Linked DNA regions of Homo sapiens: region 1 is linked to region 2. Evidence: chromatin contacts called from ENCODE Hi-C or POLR2A ChIA-PET data. All regions are on one chromosome and are shown on one strand. Each heading gives the region's core, a stretch centred on a gene start or an enhancer-like site at or near the end of the contact. The rest is flanking DNA. Distances are from core to core; before and after follow the strand shown.

What was found. Hi-C counts contacts between places; a loop is a spot of excess contacts on that map. ChIA-PET counts read pairs that join two places held with the same protein, here RNA polymerase II (POLR2A). Pooled maps may share reads with other maps.
Region 1: a map with no recorded cell type shows a loop between it and region 2 (3-fold over the local background). The contact joins the enhancer-like site here to the promoter of DNPH1 in region 2. A Hi-C loop is called at or near these places in 2 of 168 maps with a recorded cell type or tissue (Caco-2 and naive thymus-derived CD4-positive, alpha-beta T cell), 2 of 37 single-sample maps with no recorded cell type and 8 of 50 pooled maps. POLR2A ChIA-PET finds 5 or more read pairs at or near these places in 9 of 52 experiments (Caco-2, GM10248, HCT116 and 5 more).

Annotation. Positions count from the first base shown.
Region 1 is chr6:43,266,821-43,272,979 of GRCh38, reverse strand. The region is part of intron 13 of TTBK1 (tau tubulin kinase 1); the gene reads right to left. Among named protein-coding and RNA genes, the nearest start is that of TTBK1, 26 kb to the right of the region's middle. RefSeq lists a silencer at 650-899. Within about 2 kb of position 2,724, at least 8 of the 41 ENCODE cell types and tissues checked have a DNase peak (open chromatin) inside an H3K27ac peak, as active enhancers do.
Region 2 is chr6:43,227,565-43,233,501 of GRCh38, reverse strand. It overlaps DNPH1 (2'-deoxynucleoside 5'-phosphate N-hydrolase 1), which reads left to right and starts at 4,021. Exons shown (of 4, transcript NM_006443.3): 1 at 4,021-4,241. The coding sequence starts at 4,046. RefSeq lists silencers at 3,723-4,162, 4,223-4,412 and an enhancer at 3,740-4,239.

The DNA of each region.
Region 1 (6,159 bases), core at 1,475-3,974, 41 kb before region 2:
AAATGCAGAGTGAGACTATGAAGTGCGAAAACACCACTTTCAAAATACAACAAAGACAGCTGTCTCTTTTCAAAGCTGACCCCGAGGAGGCTACACGCTTTCCCCAAGCAGGGTATCAATCTTGAAACATTCTGGCCTTCTCTTGGGAAATGCTTCAGAAAACAAGAGTGACAATATTGCAGGCTCACAGCATCCCCACCTAGCCTGGGAACCGGAGACCAGCAACTCGACCCAAACCATGTGAAGCTCTGCCGAGCTTCACATGAACTTAATCCAACACAAGTGGCTTAGATGACCTTAACAATCTCCAAGAGTCAAAGCCACCCCGAAAAGATAATATTATTAAGATCACCTGTTAGCTCAGAGCTTTATGGCTTACAAAACACTCTCCCCTCCACCATGGAGGATATACAAAAGGATGTCCCCCTAAAGGACAACATGCTTTGAACCATGGCCTTGCTTTAAAGGACACACCCTCTCCCACAGGTGTCAGTTCTGAGGTGGGGGGTGTGTGTTTGAAAACTCAGCCGCCTTCTCAATGCTGGATCTCCCACTTCCAAAGGCGTTGGAAACAGTAATATGTATGTAATGCTGAAATGAGGCTGAAGCCAGTGCCATCATCTTCAATATTTCACAAGGCACTTTGGGATCTTAGAGTACCTCAGGGTTCTGGTCACTGAGATGGAGCTGTGCTCAGGGTTGAGTAGTGGAACCCTCTAGAAGGGAATGCTGGATCACAGAGTGCTTGGTTTCATCCAACCCCAGATTGGGTGGGGGGGCCCTTGCCCACACTGCTGCTGACTTATGGAGCAGATGGTGGGCAGGTTCCCTTCACTTCACCTCCTGCCACTACCTGGGGTGGATGGGAAGAGGGCAAGAGGAGGTGGCTGGGGGAGGCAGTGCCAGCAGGAGGGGAGTGGGGCCACTGTTCAGCCTCACCCCCTCACCTTTGTGCTTTTTGTTTTCTGTCCCTTCTCAAAGGGTCCACCTTGACCCTCTCCTGCCTACTGCCTGAGCAGGGTGCAAAGCCATCCAAAACAGCCCAGAGGGCAACAGAGGCTTGGGTTTGGGGAGATTCAAAAGTGAGCAGCTGAGATGGGGGTGGGGGTGGGGCACAAGTATTAGAACCCAAATCTGGCTTTTGTTGCCAGATGGAGAAGGTGCTCTTGGCCCAGACATCCTCAAAAATAAATAAATAAATAAATAAATAAATAAATAGACTTACAAAGAAAGATTTTGGGGAAAGGAGTGTGTGACTATGGAGTGGCTTATGTGAATGGTGTGGATGAGCCATACCACAATGGTGGCCCTCTGTGTGGACAGTTTGGCTCCAGGGCACTGCCCACCACACTTATGGCACCCCCAGGCAGGGGCCAGGGCCCTGAGGCCTCTACTCTAACCAGAGACATCTGGGGAATTGATGGGCCAAGCAGAGGTTACAGGGAGAGAGGGGTAGAAGAGTGAAGCTGGGATGAGAGTAGCTACATAGGAAACTACCAATGACTGCATAGACATCTTTCTGGCTCCCTAACACACATGTGCATACACACACTCATACAGCACTGTGCAACTTGCGCACGTGCCAGTCACATTGAGGTCTATGTAAATGGCACTTCCTGGAATTACACAGTGCACAGCCTGAGCATTCATCCATGGCAGCCCTTCCACATGCACAAACGCTCATTCGTAAGCACACTCTTATGCACAAGTGTACGCGCATGCACACAAGCAAACATACAGACACAGTCTCACTGAAATAAACATTTTGCAAATCTTTGGGCCTCCTCCCCTCCCCATACAGGCACGGCCCTTTCTAGTACCCACTTCACTACTACCGCATTCCCCAGGGGAACAGAGGTGCTGGCTGACATGGGCAGGATGAATAAAGGGAAACTTGGGCTCCCTGCAGTGAAGGTTGGGGGCTGAGAAATGGGCAGAAGAGGCAGGCGCAAGCTGGCATCCTGACACTTCCCCACTCCCAAGTGTCCAGATCCCTATCCAACCTGCCTCTCTTCTGCTGTGTCTTCACCACCGCCCTTGGGGCTGACCGAGCACCTACAGGAAGGAGTCACCTTCTGAGAAGGGCAGAGGTGGGGCTGCTCCCGCCTGGGATTTGTCCTGAGACACTGGTTTTGCTGACAAGCACATGGTTTCTCACGTCATCCTTAACAACCACCTTAGCTGCCACTGCTTCTAAGCTGGGTCTCCTCGTTGCTCAGTTCCAGCCTGCCTTGGGAGGTGGATCCCAGGCCCCTCTCATCCATCCTCAGTTCCTGAGGAGCCGAGGACAGACACCCAATCCTACCAGGGAGTGATGGCACAGGTGTCTTGGGGGAGGGGCAGCCTACCATGGACTGAGCCTTCCTGGGGTAAGATGTGTGAGGAGAGAACTCTGTCCTCAATGATGATGGCCTGAGAAAGTCTCGCTAGGTCACAGGGCTCCTCCCCCGATCACTGAGCATTGAAACACTCCCCACCACATTCCAAACCTGGCTGTCCTGGCCTCCATCCATACACAGGGACACACACACACACACACACACACACACACACACACACACACACCATGCAAGGAGGGTCTTGGCCTCCCGCCAGCCCCTCGGGGTGGATCAGACCCAGCCATGCCAAGAGATCACAAATTAAACAGAACAAAGCCCATACCAGAGTGCCTCTGGCCCTGCAGGCCTCATCTCCCTGACACCTCTCTTTCCACTGGACTCTGGACCCATCAGTGGCTCCAGCTGAGCGCCCCTGCCCTGTCCTGGAAACTGTACCACCAGCCCCACCCCTCCCTGCACCATTTGGCTGGCACCTACAAAGGGAGCTGATGGGGAGGTGGGACGGAGACTCTGCTTGGGGTGGGAGTATTACAGTACCTTGGGCCAACGTTCTAGGGGGGCTGTATTGCATGATGGGGTGGGATGGGATGTGTGAGTGTGTGATTATTGCGTCCTGGGAAGGAACCATGGTCCTCTGCCTGCTCCCCACCCCCCCCCACCTGCCCCCTCCAGGAGGGGGGGGGCCCAGCCTAGGTCTTGTGGGTGAACCGGGCCCACACCTGCTGCAGCTGGGACCGCGAGATGCGGAGCACCGAGGGCATGAGTCTGTGGTTGCCAGCAGCGAGGGGCGCGTGGCGCCGGTGGGGCGCCCGCACAGGGCTGCTCTCAGCCGAGCGGCTGCGCTGAATGAGGGAACCGGAGGAGCCCGAGGAGCCGCCGCCGCCGGGGTGAGGGTAATGCTCCGTCTCCAGCGTGGAGGAGGAGAACACGGAGGACGCCAGTCGTCGCAGGGGGCTGTACCGCGGGAGGGAGTGCCCCGAGAGTCTGTCCTCCTCCAACTGAAAGAGACCAAGAAAGTGGAGGGAAAAGAGGTGTCAGGCACAGACTCGACAGCTCCGTCTCCGGGGCCACCCACCGCTCACAGCCCCTGCGGCGCCGGCGTCCCGGGCAAGTGGGCGGGGTCAGGCAGGGTGGAGGAGGGTGCAAACCACCCGCCCCAAGGTCCTGCCTCAGAATCTAGGCTCTGGCCTCCAACGCCCTTCCCCCTCCTCCTTCTCTCTGGAACTTCTCACACTATGGTCTCTGCAAGGAGACCATGGTCACTCACCTCCTCCGAGAAGCCTTCCTGGCTTAGTCCTACCTAGCTCAGGGTTGTTCTGGACTGGGGAACCCTTTCTCTCAGGAACGTGGCTGTGTGCTCTGAGAGAGTTCCTTGCCATGTGTTGACAGCTGTGTGTGGCATGTCTCCCCAGCTAGATTCCGTGCTACTCATTAGGGCTCAGAAACTTTCCCTGTACACCCTCCGCCTTGGCACCCCCGCCCCATCACAGGGAGGTGTTGGGATCGGGGTGACCATGCGGCATAAGGTGGTACTCTAGAGCCCAATTACTCGTGTTTGAATCCCAACTCCACCACTTAAAATCTGAGTGACCTTGAGCAAGTTACTGCACCTCTCTGAGCCTCAGCTTCCTCCTCTGTAAAATGGGGGTCATAATGGTGCCCACCTCAAAGGGTGGTCGTGAGGATTCGATGTTATAAGATGTGCAGTACTTGGAACAGCACCCGCCATGGAGTAAATGCTGTGCTCTTCACTGAGCTATTTTAGTATCTAATTTTAAATCACTCTTCCAAATGAGGGAAGGGATGGACTCGTAGGAGGAGGGGCAAACTGAAGTCATTTCTTGAAAGTGGCTTTTTCCCTGCCCCCTCAAAGTCTGAGCCACCAGGCAGCTTGTGTACAGGGCTGGGCAGAACTGCTGCCTCATCGCCTTCTGGAAGAATCCTGCTCTGTGCCCCCATGCCCTCCGAGTGAAGTGGAAGTGTCCCAGATATGTGGGGGTAGAAATGGCGCCCAGGGTGTTACCAGACCTCTCCCAGCCTGACCCTCTCTCTTCCTGAGACAGAGGCCAGTTGAAATAGCTTTTACAGCAGCAGCAAGGACTGCCTGGGCCAGCTCCTCCAGGAAGGAGGGGGCCTGGGACACTCAGCCCCAGCATCCCTTGCTGCTGTCACATGGGGGCACAAGGGACTTGGCATGGAGCCTCCAGCAGAGTAGGGAAGAGGGAGAACATTCTAATAGGACTGGCTTTGCTCCCACCTTGCTTTCCGTTTCAGCTTCTTTTTGGCCAAGTCTAGGATCCTTCTGAGCTAGTCCCATCTGCACCAAGGGTTAGGGGTCTAAGGCCCACCCAGAGAGGCCAAGGGACAGAGGCACCACCATTGCCCAAAGCCCCCTCTCACAGCACATGTGGGTGGCTTGAGTTAACATTCCAGCCAGAGTTTGCTCAGCTGCCAGGCAGAAGGATTTTCATAGGATGGCATTGAATCCCAGAGGGCTCTTGCCCTTCAGATTGGGCACCACTTGTGGCCACCTACTTGTCTTCAACACCAGTTGAAATATCACCTCTGTGAGACCGCTCCAGCTCCCTCCCCTGCAAGCTCCCAGCTTCTAGCAGATAAGAGTGCTCTGTTATCTCCCTGATGGACCTGGATTGTTAACATCTTTCTAGACCTTTGCATCTCCACCCCACTGCTTGTGACCTTGAGCTCCAAAAGGGCAGGACTGGGCAGCTTTATTCATCTTTGTCCCCCAGCCCCTAGCACACTGTCCAGCACGTGGCAGGGAAATGCTTTGGTGGCTGCCGGGCAGTGTCTGTGTACTCAGCGCATGCTGACCTGCTGTGCTATCGGTCAGAGACAACCGGTAAAGGCAGGCAAACAGCCCTCCCCCAGATCACACACTTGCTAGCCTGCTTCACCCTTGCCCTAGCTTTTCCCGCAACTCCTAATTTGCACCTTAAATTTCCTTGAGAACAAAGCCAGGTGTGAAAAAAGAAAAAAAACAAAAACAAAAAAACCCACCATCACCAAAGAACAATAGATACTTTAAAATTGTGCCTGCTTTCACACTGTTTCCCTCCCGGTTCCCCACATGTGCAGGTGACAGAGTTGTAGGTGCTCATAGTTTAAATGATTGGTGTTATGAGGAAGTTCACACATCAGGCACTGAGAAAATTGAGGTAGGTCTAGAGAGGGCGCCTCCAAAAAGGTGGTGGGAAAGAGGGAATTCAGCAGAGACTTCCTGCCTGCCCTGAGCCGCATAATCTCCGCCTGTGGGTGGAGAGTCCCAAAAACTGTGATTCTAGGAAGCAGCCAGATTTGGGAGGTCCTGCCATAGGCCCAGGCTGGGCTCACCACTTCCTTCAGGCCAGCCCAAAGACAGAAGAAAAAAATAGGCCAGTCCATTTCTCCCTGCTCCTCTACCCTTGATGAAGGAAGATCTCTGCTTCACCCCGCTGTCCTGAAGTACTTGGCGAAACATGTTGTACCCCATATGTTCATCCAGAGACACACACAGAGGCTGCCCTGCACACTGACATGGCCACAGGCACACCTGCTGACATGGCCCAGACAGTGGGTATGCACAGAACACACACACACACACACACACACACACACACACACACACACACACACACACACGCATGCTCCAGGCTCTCTCTGATCCTGCACAAACCATCTGCTCTCTCTGGCCTGTATGTTTTCTGTTAAACTCACAGACCTCAGGCTGGGCGCGATGGCTCACGCCTGTAATCCCAGCAATTTGGGAGGCCGAGGCAGGCAGATCACCTGAGGTCAGGAGCTCAAGACCAGCCTCAAC
Region 2 (5,937 bases), core at 2,772-5,271:
TCAATGCCTTGTTTCCCAACTGGAGAAACACAAAATGTCCCTTCTACACTTTTACTCTTCTATTCAAAATATCCCTTCAGCCTGAGGTAGAAAGGAGATCCCAGCCAGAGCAGAGGTGTGGCCCCCAAAGAGATGGGGGCTGGCTGGTTTATGTATTGATTTATTTACTTATAAGATACAGAGGCCACTTTAGGAGGCCGAGGCTGGCAGATCACCGGAGGTCGGGAGTTCAAGACCAGCCTGATCAACATGGTGAAACCCCATCTCTACTAAAAATACAAAATAAGCCGGGCGTGATGACACATGCCCCGTAATCCCAGCTACTCGGGCAGCTGAGGCAGGAGAATTGCTTGAACCCAGGAGGCGGAGGTTGCTGTGAGCCGAGATCTCACCATTGTACTCCAGCCTGGGCAACAAGAGGGAAACCCTCTCTCAAAAAAATAAATAAATAAATAAAAAGATACTGAGGAACAAGATGGTGTGTGTGTGTGTGTCTGTGAATGTGTGTTCCTTGTCTTTGGGGGGGAATGGAGGGAAGGTGTGAGCGAGGATAAGGAGTGTTGGGGAGATTGCCTGTCAAGTCTGCTGGCACATGAGGCCTCCTTCCTAATCTGTGTATGCATGTTTGTGTGTGTGTGAGAGAGGGCACCCGGAGGTGGAGGGACAGGTGTGCAGCTGTGTCTTCATGTTTGCCCCATGGTCCGTGTATACCTAGCTGGGCCCAGCAGAGCAGTGGGCAGAAATACTCTGAAATCTCTATCTCCCTTTTGTATCTTAGCATTAAAAATATACATATTGTTGCATCTTCTCTGCACTCGCATACTTCAGTATTTTATCTTTCAGGAAGAATACGGAAGAAAACACTGATGGAGCTTTCCTCTGGGGAGTGGGGCTGGGGTCTCAGGACTTTCTTTCCACTGCATACTCTCTTGTTCCATTTGAAGGTTTTGTCATATATTTGTGATTGTCATAATAAAATGAGGATGAAATCAGTATTGGTGAACAATGAGTGCTTGCCTGTCTCCCTGAAGATACCGCCTCTATCAGCCTACTTACTACAGGGCTGAGCAGACTGTGAAGTGCTGTGAAATACATCCTCTCATTTAAACCACTCATTCATTCAACAAATATTTAATAAATGTTTCTTATGTGCCAGGCATAGTTCTAGAAACCAGGGATAGGCTAGGCACAGTGGCTCACACCTGTAATCCCAGTACTTTGGGAGGCTGAGGTGGGAGGATTGCTTGAGCCCAGGAGTTTAAGATAAGCCTGGGCAACATAGTGAGACCCCATTTCTATAAAAAATTAGCCAGGCATGGTGGCACTCGCCTGTAGTCCCAGCTATTCAGGAGGATGATGAGGGAGGATTGCTTGATCCTAAGAGTTTGAGGCTGCAGTGAGCTGTGACCATGACACTGCACTCCAGCCTGGGTGACAGAGCAAGACACCATCTCTTAAGAAAGAAAAGAAAGAAAGAGAAAAAAAGAGAAAGAAAGAAAGGGAGGAAGGAAGGGAGGGAGGAAGGGAAAGAAAGAAGAGAGAGAGAGGAAGGAAGGAAGGGGAAAGAAGGAAGAAAGAAGGAGAAAGAAAGAAAAAGAAAGAAAGAAAGAAGAAAGAAGGAGGAAGGAAGGAAGGAAAGGAAGGACGGGAGGGAGGAAGGAAGGAAAGAAAGAAAAAGAAAGAAAGAAGAAAGAAAGAGAAAGAAGGAAAGAAAGAAAAGAAAGAAAGCAGGAATACAGCAGTGAACGACCTTCTACTAGGTATAGAAAAACATGCAACAAAATTAATAAGTTATATGGTGTATGAGAAGGAGAAAAGGCAAGGTAGGGAAGGGTGATAGAGAGTACTGGGGGATGGAGGGCTGCCATATTGAATAGGGTGATCAGGGAAGGTGAAGTGTGAACAAAGACTTGAAGGAAATGAGGAGTGAGCCAGGAAGCTACCTGGGAGAACAGTGTTCCGGGCAGAGGGAACAGCAAATGCAAAGACTCTGAGGCAAGGGCATGGCTGACATGCTTAAGGAACAGCCAGGAAGCCAGTGAGGTGGCAGAGAAGTGAATGAAAGTAATAGAAGCTGGAGTTAGGGAAGTAAGAGGGTGACAGGATCATCTGGAGCCTTGTGAGCTACTGTGAGGTTTTCAGTTTTTACCCCAAGTGAGATGGGAACCACTGGAGGGTTTTGAGCAGAGGAGGGTCATGACCTAGATCACTCAAGCTGCTGAGTGGAGAGCAAACTGTAGCAGGGAAGGGCCAGGGGAGGTGTATAGAGAACCCTTGACATAAGTAATTCCATCTTAGAAAGACTCCATCACTGGGCACATTCGCTTATGCCTGTAATCCCAGCGCTTTGGGAGGCTGAGGTAGGGGGATTGCTTGGGTCTAGGAGTTTTGAGACCAGCCGTGGAAACATAGTGAGACCTCGTCTCTACAATTTTTTTTTTTTTGAGATGGAGTTTCACTCTGTTGCCTAGGCTGGAGTGCAGTGGCGTGATCTTGGCTCACTGCAACCTCTGCCTCCCGGGTTCAAGCGATTCTCCAGCCTCAGCCTCTGGAGTAGCTGGGACTACAGGAGTGTGCCACCACGCCTGGCTAACTTTTTGTATTTTTAGTAGAGACGGGGTTTCACCGCGTTAGCCAGGATGGTCTCGATCTCCTGACCTCGTGATCTGCCCACCTCGGCCTCCCAAAGTGCTGGGATTACAGACATGAGCCACCGAGCCCAGCCAATTTTTTTTTTATTAGCTCAGCATGGTGGCACGTGCCTGTAGTCCTAGCTACTCAGGAAGCTGAGGTGGGAGGATTCCTTGAACCCTCAAACTTGAGGCACGAGTTTGAGGCTGCAGTGAGCAATGATCGTGCCTCTGCACTCCAGTGTGGGCGACAGGGACCTTGTCACCAAAAATAATAAATAAATAAATAAATAAAGTTTTAAAAAACTTCATCTTACATTTCAAAAGGCATCAAGCCAACAGGGTCCAGATGTTCGCCTAACCAATGGAGACAACACCCAACCAGATAAGGGCATCACCCTTTACTATAAGTCCTCATCAGAGGACTCAAGGACCATAAAATGATCAGGACTTCAGCAGCTAGACACGGCCACCTTAACAGACCGAGTCTTGCTATCACTCGTGCCCAGCACCTGGTGTCTGCCTCTGAAGGCTCTGCCCAAATCAAGGACTCTTCCTTGCAAGCTCTTGATGACTATCCCCATCAGGCCGGGACTCTGTCCACAGCACTCTCCTTGGACTGGTTCGTTAACCCCTTTTCTCTTGATGTTAAATGTTCTTGTGTTTGATGTGAAATTTTAACCTGTAACATTTATATCCTTACATATAATACTATGGATGGTTTGCAATACAGTCTGACTTGTGGAGTGGCTCCAGCTTGCATGCCCGCGGCTCTGACTACCGAGTGAACAGGTGGTCCTAAGGAGAACTGACTTCTTGGGAACTCCGTGTGACGCCTAGCTTTTGTGATTGAAATAGCATCAGTAAAAACCTGATCTTGTGGACAGACACAAAGGTGGGTGGACCTGGTTCTGTCTGACCTTGAGCAGCTCACGACATGTGGACACCTGTTAGGAGGCTGTGGAGAGCCCAGAGGAGGCTTAGACCAGGGTGGTGGCCCTGTAGGCGGTCGTGAGATTTCAGATTTGGAAGGACGAATCCACACGAGTTGTCAATGGATGGGACGCAGAGTTTGAGAGAAAGGGAACGATCCAGATGACTCCGAGGGTCTTGGGCCTGAGCAGCTGGGAGGATGCAGCTGGGGAAGACGGCGGGGAGGAGGGGAGCAGAAGCGGGTGAGGTGGGGAAGCCCTCGAGTTCTGCCTGGACAAGGTCAAGTTAAGGTGCGTGTTAGGCATCCGAACGTCAAGTCCAGGAAGGGTGTGTTCCCGAAAGGGTCCCGGCTGGATCCTCCCAGTTCGTCGTCCCCATTCCACAGGTGTGGACTCAGCAGCCGGGCTCTGCGCTGGGCCGGGCGGGGTCACGTGGCCGCGGGCTGGCGCCCCCTGGCGCCGGAGAGCGCGGGCGGCTGGGGAATGGCTGCTGCCATGGTGCCGGGGCGCAGCGAGAGCTGGGAGCGCGGGGAGCCTGGCCGCCCGGCCCTGTACTTCTGCGGGAGCATTCGCGGCGGACGCGAGGACAGGACGCTGTACGAGCGGATCGTGTCTCGGCTGCGGCGATTCGGGACAGTGCTCACCGAGCACGTGGCGGCCGCCGAGCTGGGCGCGCGCGGTGAGGCCCTGGGGCCGCGGGACGCGGGGACGCGGGCGCGGACCTGGCTGGGGTGGCAGGGACCCGGCCTGTCCGCCCCCCCGACCCCCGGCAGCTGCGCTCCCGGCGCCCGGAGCCCGCCCTCCTACCCCGGTGCTCCATCCAGCGCCCCAGCCCGAGAAGGAAACGGGCCGGGGCTCGGGCTGCGTGGGTCCCAGCAAGCCTGCGGGTGTAAGGCAGACTCAGCATTATCTTGACCTTTGGTTCCTTCTTGGAGAACTCTGTCTTCAGCTGCTTTCAGAGCGTTTGTAGGGTGCAACAGAAAGAAGGTAGATTGGGCTGCTTTGCTTGGGCTCAGTTCCCACCTCACCCGCTGGAATCTTTTCCACCACCCAACACGAAAGGTATCCTCCTGCCTCCCCACCAACTTTTTTTGTTTTGTTTTGTTTTGTTTTTGAAACGGAATCTCACTCTGTCGCCCAGGCTGGAGTGCAGTTGCGTGATCTCGGCTCACTGCAACCTCGACCTCCCGGGTTCAAGTGATTCTCTTGCCTCAGCCTCCCGAGTAGCTGGGACTACAGGCACGCGTCACCACACCCGGCTACTTTTTGTATTTTTAGTAGAGACGGTGTTTCACCATATTGGTCAGGCTGGTTTCGAACTCCTGACCTCAGGTGATCTGCCCGCCTCGGCCTCCCAAAGTGCTGGGATTACAGACAGGAGCCACCGCCCAGGGCCTGCCTCCCCTTTTTCTGTGAAGACATCAGCACTCTTTTAGACCTGGCTGACCCCAGTTCTCACTATTACCCTCTCTCACATTTTTGTTTTGTTGATACAAGGGCCTCTCTGTCGCCCAGGCTGGAGTGCAGTGGTGCGATCATAGCTCACTGCAGCCTCGGCTTCCTAAACTCATGATCCTCCAGCCTCAGCCTCCTATTAGCAAGGACTGCAGGGGCACGACACCATGCCTGGCTCAAAATTTTTCTGTAGAGATTGGGAGTCTCACTATGTTGCCCAGTCTGGTCCCGACCTCCTAGCCTCAAGTGATCCTCCCGCCTCAGGCCTCCCGAAGTGCTGGGACTATAGATGTGAGCCCCCATGCTGGCCTCATATTCTCTTTCAGGCCATTATTGTGTTCTGCTCCTGGCTGCTGGGTTTTTCTTTCTCTTTCTATTTATTTAGTTATTTATTTGGAAACAGTCTTGTTCTATTACCCATGCTGGAGTGCAGTGGCAAAATCTCAGCTCACTGCTAACCTCTGCCTCCCGGGCTTGAGCAATCCTCCCACCTCAGCCTCCCAAGTAGCTGGGACTACAGGTGTGTGCCGCCATACCTGGTTAAGTTTTGTATTTTTTATAGGGACGGGATTTTGCCATGTTGGCCAGGCTGGTCTTGAACTCCTGAGCCCAAGTGATCTGCCTGCCTCAGCCTCCCAAAGTGTTGGGATTACAGACATGAGCCGCTGAGTCTGGCTGGATTTCTCTAAAGCATATTTGATGTGCTGGTCTGGAATCTTGCAGATCCTTCCAGTTTGAAAATTGTATCTTGAATGCTTGTGCTTCTGCTCAGAAAACCTTAAGTGGTTTCCACTTATCCTACCCAAGAGCAGACCCACAATTTGTGGGACCTCATGCAATTCTGGGAGACCTCTTTAAAAAGACAAAAATCACAATACAAAGTTGCTGATGGTTTGGAAAGGGCCTGTGCAAGTGGAGGA